Linked DNA regions of Homo sapiens: region 2 is linked to region 1. A link is an interaction called in ENCODE POLR2A ChIA-PET data of the cell type or tissue named here. Cell type or tissue: PC-9. All regions are shown on one strand. Each heading gives the region's core, and the rest is flanking DNA. Links, peaks and the distances in the headings are about the cores only.

Region 1 (2,900 bases), core at 299-2,798:
TTTCTATTTTTAGTAGAGACAGGGTTTCGCTGTGTTAGCCAGGATGGTCTTGATCTCCTGACCTCATGATCCACCCGCCTCGGCCTCCCAAAGTGCTAGGATTACAGGTGTGAGCCACAGCGCCCAGCTGCACCCAGCTAATTTTTGTAGTTTTAGTAGAGATGGGGTTTCACCATATTGGCCAGGCTGGTCTTGATCTCCTGACCTCGTGATCCACCCACCTTGGCCTCCCAAAGTGCTGGGATTACAGGCGTGAGCCACCGCACCCGGCCTATGCTAAGTTTTTAAACGTTTTCTTACTTTAGAGAGGGAGTTTTGCCCCGTTGCCCAGGCTGGAGTGCAGGGCTATTCACAGGCACAATCACAGCTCACTACAGCTTCAAATTACTGGACTCCAGCATTATGCTAAGTGAAATAAGCCAGTCAGAGAAAGAAGACTTCATGGTCTCATTTATATGTGGAATCCAGAAAAACCTCTGGGTCTTAAGAGCTCCTCCCACCTCAGTCTCTTGAGTAGCCGGGACTACAGGTGTGCACCACCACACCTGGCTAATGTTTTTTTGTTTGTTTTTTGAACTCCTGGGCTTAAGTGATCCTCCTGCCTCAGCCTCCCAAAGTGCTGGGATTACAGGCATGACCCACTGTGCCCAGTGGAAATGAATGTTATAGATATAGTCAAAGTTGTACTTCACCCTTTCTCTTCTGTCTGTCCTCTTGAATATAATTCTTTTTTCTTTCTTTCTTTTTTTTTTTTTTTTTGAGACAGAGTCTCGCTCTGTTACCCAGGCTGGAGTGCAATGGTGTGATCTCAGCTCACTGCAACCTCCGTCTCCGGGGTTCTAGCAATTCTCCTGCCTCAGCCTCCCCAGTAGCTGGGATTACAGGCATGCGCCACCATGCCTGGCTAATTTTTTGTATTTTTGTAGAGACAGGTTTCAGTATTTTGGCCAGGCTGGTCTTGAACTCCTGACCTCAAGTGATCCACCCCATTGGCCTCCCAAAGTTGGGATTACAGGTGTGAGCCACCGCACACGGCCTCAATGTAATTCTCAAGTATGTTTAGGTATTTTTTACTACAAACGAAAGCATTTGAAAACAAGATAGGTCATTGATCATGTGTTTTTAAACTTAACAAAAATTGGCTAGGCACGTTGGCTCACGCCTGTAATCCTAGCACTTTGGGAAGCCAAGGCGGGCAGATCACCTGAGGTCAGGAGTTCCAGATCAGCCTGGCCGAGATGGTGCAACCCCGTCTCTACGAAAAATACAAAAATTAGCTGGGTGTGGTGGCGGGCACCTGTAATCCCAGCTACTCGGGAGGCTGAGGCAGGAGAATCGCTTGAACCCAGGAGATGGAGGCTGCCGTGAGCTGAGACCGTGCCACTGCACTCCGGCCTGGGCAACAAGAACAGAATTCTGTCTAAAAAAATAAATGAAAAATGGTATTACATAGCATGTACTATCAATTGTGCAGATGTGGTGCACTCACTTAAACTGCTACACTTCACAACAGACAACAGGCTCCACTGAAGCCGTTCGGCTCTTCTTCCAGAGAAGTACAAATCCCCGAAGGAAACAAGGTCTTTCCATCTCCCTGCGGACATGTGCAGTTTCTCCGGCAGGTACTGGAAGGCGGATCCCACACTGGAGTATTCCGACCTTCAGCTGCACGACTGGTGCCAAATCCCCACTCCCTGGTGTCCCCAGACTTACTCTGATTGGTGTCAAGGGCTACACTCACACATTTTCCTGGTGACCAGTGAAGATGAGCATCTTTTTCATGTGTTTACCGGCCACCTGAATTTCCTCTTCTGGAGCTGCTTATTCATATTCTTTCCTCGTTTTTCTATCGGGTTGCTGTTCGTTTACTGTTTTTTGAGAAATTCTTTTGTGTATTCTAGAAATGAATATTTTGTCCATTAAATCCATTCTAACTCTCTCTTCCCAGTTGCTACCCCAAAATTTATATATTGGAGTCCTAACGCCAACGGGATGGTATTTGGAGATGAGGTCTTTGGGAGGTATAACTTAGGGTTAGGGCCGGGCGCGGTGGCTCACGCCTGTAATCCCAGCACTTTGGGATGCCGAGGCGGGTGGATCATGAGCTCAGGAGATCGAGACCATCCTGGTTAACACGGTGAAACCCCGGCTCTAGTAAAAATACAAAACAATTAGCCAGGCATGGTGGCGGGTGCCTGTGGTCCCAGCTACTGGGGAGGCTGAGGCAGGAGAATGGCATGAATCCGGGAGGCAGAGATTGCAGTGAGCTGAGATGGCGCCATTGCACTTCAGCCTGGACGACAGAGCAAGACTCCGTCTCAAAAAAAAATAATAATAATAATAATTAGGGTTAGATACGGTCAGCAAGGTGGGGCCCTCACGATGGGAACAGTGCCCTTATTAGAAGAGACAGTCTTTTTTTTTCTTTTTTCTTTTTTTGAGACGGAGTTTCACTCTTGCTGCCCAGGCTGGAGTGCCATGGCACAATCTCGATTCACTGCAACCTCCGCCTCCCAGGTTCTAGTGATTCTCCTGCCTCAGCCTCCCAAGTAGCTGGGATTACAGGCATGCACCACCATGCCTGGCTAATTTTTTGTATTTTTAGTAGAGATGGGGTTTCACCATGGCAAGCCTGGTCTTGAACTCCTGACCTCAGGTAATCCACCCGCATCGGTCTCCCAGAGTGCTGGGATTACAGGCGTGAGGCACCGTGCCCAGCCTTATTTTTATTTTATTGTTTTCCTTGAGATGGAGTTTCCCTCTTGTTGCCCAGGCTGGAGTGCAATGGTGGGATCTTGGCTCACTGCAACCTCCACCTCCCGGGTTCAAGTATTCTCCTGCCTCAGCCTCCCAGGTAGCTGGGATTACAGGACACGCCACCACGCTCAGCTAGTTTTTGT
Region 2 (2,900 bases), core at 294-2,793, 140 kb after region 1:
CACCTTGCAAGGTACTGACCCCACGTGGGGGCTCCAACCTGCTGCCGCTGGATAGATTGCCCCGGTCTCAGGACCTGCGTGGGGCCTCCAGCCTGGCTGCAGCCCTGACACTGCCCTCACTGTGTGGGTGCAGGCACCCCGGCCCCTGCACCTGTCCTGACACTGGCTGTGTGTCGACACTGAGGGGATGAGACAGGCCTGCCCCCGGGCACTGGCCATGCCGAGCGCTGCCTCCGCTGCCTTCTCTGAGCCCAGCTCTCCGTCCTGCCCGTGAGCCCCCGGCACAGAGTCCCATTGTTAATGGAGGTGACAGGCGGGCAGCCGTGGGCAGACCGGGCAGAAGAGGTTAATGGCCAAAAATGAGCTTCTGGCTGGAGGCAGAAGGAGGGGCCATGGGGTCCCCATCCCACCCTGCACTGGGACTGGCTAAGGAGACATCAGGGCACCCACTAGGACCAGAGCAGAAGTGCCCGGACACTGAGCACCCCACTGCCCATTCTGCAGATGGGGGCCATGGGCCAGAAAGTTGGGGGGGTGGGGGCACAGGTGCCAAAACAGAGTCCCAGTCACTGCCTCAGGAAGCAGAAGCCACCTCTCCAAACCCAAAGTCAGCCCAGTGTGCAAGAGCTGGGACCAAGCAGGTGGGTCATGGCCACAGTGAGGAAGCTGACGTGCCCAGGGGGCCCTGTGGTTGCGGGGTGCTGGCACTGATATCCCGGCCTCGCCTGGCTGTTTGTGATGGGAACAGTCATCTGGGCACCCAGTGTACTGGCCTCACATGCTCCTCACCCCCCACCTCGTGCACGGCTGAATCTCAGGACCCCCACCAGCAGGTGCAGGGCCCCCTCATCCTCCCTGCCAGAGTCCTTCCGGGAGGCCAGAAACACGTCCAAGTTGTGCCCCGGGGCCCCTCTCGAGGCTGCCCCTCTTCTCTTCTCATGCAAACTTCTGCAAAGGCCCATCGGTGGTGAGGGGTGGAGGTGCTCCTTCAGCCTGCTCAGCGCTAGACACGGCCTTGTTCCCCCTCTGGGGCTCCTTGGTCCCCTGAGCTTCACTGGGCTTTATTTCCTGTATGCTGACATCTAGGTGCTCCAAGACCAGGCCTCCCTGCTCCCTACTTTCCTCCCCTGGACAATGGCCAGAGCCTCCAGCCAGTTGGTCTCCTGTGCTGTCAGCTGTGGCCTCTTCCAGACCTTCAAAGGGGTCAGTCTCGGGCTGGCCACTGAGGGACTACTGGTGTCAGGGTGACCTTGGACCCTAGTCTCCCGGGGCAGTGCTCAGCTGAACACGTCCAGAGTAGAGTCTATGTACAGAAGCAGCCGGCCTCCTGGCCCCCGCTCTCCACGGGGCTGCTGGCGTGACGGCAGCCCAAGCTGTCTCCCGGCCCGGAGCTGCCTGCACGGTCAGCTGGTCAGCTGGGCCAGGCCAGGTGGGCAGAGAGAAGGCTGGCATGCTCTGCCATCCACAGCACCCCTCCCAGTCCCCTGCCCCGCCCCAGGGACTTCCCTCAGACGGGCGTGTGCGGCTGTGTCAGGGAAGGTGGCATGGAGGCAGGAGGGAGACAGAGCCCCACGCCCACCCCAGAACCAGGGGCTGTTCCTCATGGACCCTGGGTGTGCTCTACCAGGGGGCTCTGCCAGCAGCCGGACCGGGGCCACGGAGATGCTGCTGAGCTCTCTTCTCTGCCCCATTCGAGGGGTGACACCCAGAAGCCCCGTGGGGTCCTCCCTTCTTCCCCAAGGCACCCCTGACCCCGACCTGAGCTGGGGACAGCCCGGGAGCCTGCGGCTGAGCCTGCAGAGAGCCCCAGGTCCTGGGGAGCTATGTGGGCCGGGCTCCCTGTGCTGTTTCAGAGTCAGCAGGGAGTAGCACACTCCCCTCTGGCTGGAGACCCCGAGACGCCCGCCTACCGCAAGTGTCGGGTTTAGGACGTCTCCCCTGAGCGAAGTCAGGGGCTCTGCCCCAGCCATGCCTGTGTCCGGGAGGGAGCAGGCCGGTCAGGCGAACCTCCCCTAGGCCCCAGCTGAGCAGTGGGGCTCCAGGCCTTTACGTTCTGGCAGCTCAGGGAGCTGCTTGGAACTTGGTGCAGCCCGGGAGGTGGGGCTGGGAGCAGCCCTGGCCCTGCTTCTCTCCTCCACCGCCCCAGGTCCTCTCAGGAGGGGACTCCCGTGGGGAGGGGGTCTTTCAAACAGCAGGGAAGTGCGTGGCCTCGTGGGGCAGCGCTGAGGCACCTCCCACAGGAGCCGGGAGTGAGGGCTGGAGGGGTCCGCATCCAGGAAGGGGGAGGGTGCTGGAGACCAGCCCCAGGTGGAGGCGGTCAGCCGGCAGGGCGGGGTGCGAGGGGCCGGTCCGGGCAGCCTCCGGTTTAGAGGAAAAGAGAACGGAGGGCAGGGCTCGCCCAGGGAGGGCAAGGAAGGGAGCCCGGCTCCGCTGGCTCAGTCCGCGGCACCCCTGTCCCCCAGGACAGCCCCCAGGGGCCCTGGCTCGGGTGGGCCGGCGGCTGTCAGGGGCCAGAGCCCTGATGGATAAGCGCTGACGGCCCCTCTCCCGCGCCCCGCGCCGCTGACACCCATCACGCCGCGGCGGGGACCCGGGAGACCTGGCGGCCTCTGTGCACCCCCGCGGCAGCCTGCGGGCAACGGGGGCGGGAGGCGCCGGGCGCCCCTGACTCGGCCGCACACCTGCGCCGCAGTCCGCTCTCCGTCCGCTGCCTCCCGGGTTCCCGGCCGCTCCACCGCGCGCCCCGAGAGCTGAGCCGGTCCCGGCGCACGAGGCCGGTGAGTGCGCGCCAGGGGGCGGCGGGGGGCGCGCGGGCGGCGGGGGCGCGGGGTTCGGGCCGGGGGCTGCTCCTTCCCTCCCGCCGCGAGCGCGGTCGGAGGTCGCAGCGCCCCCCGGAGCCC

What was found. Peaks named below come from ENCODE experiments on the same cell type or tissue, not always from the same donor. Only the 100,000 strongest peaks of a DNase experiment are listed, where the experiment ranks them.
Region 2: POLR2A ChIA-PET joins it to region 1 with 14 read pairs; 2 of 35 experiments call an interaction of 5 or more read pairs at or near these places.

The regions. Positions count from the first base shown.
Region 1 is chr16:419,232-422,131 of GRCh38, forward strand. No RefSeq gene overlaps it. Among named protein-coding and RNA genes, the nearest start is that of RAB11FIP3, 5.0 kb to the right of the region's middle. In PC-9, for the core only: no CTCF peak of the experiment used is centred there; no DNase peak of the experiment used is centred there.
Region 2 is chr16:557,459-560,358 of GRCh38, forward strand. It overlaps a transcript of PRR35 not described here. Among named protein-coding and RNA genes, the nearest start is that of PRR35, 1.5 kb to the right of the region's middle. In PC-9, for the core only: no CTCF peak of the experiment used is centred there; no DNase peak of the experiment used is centred there.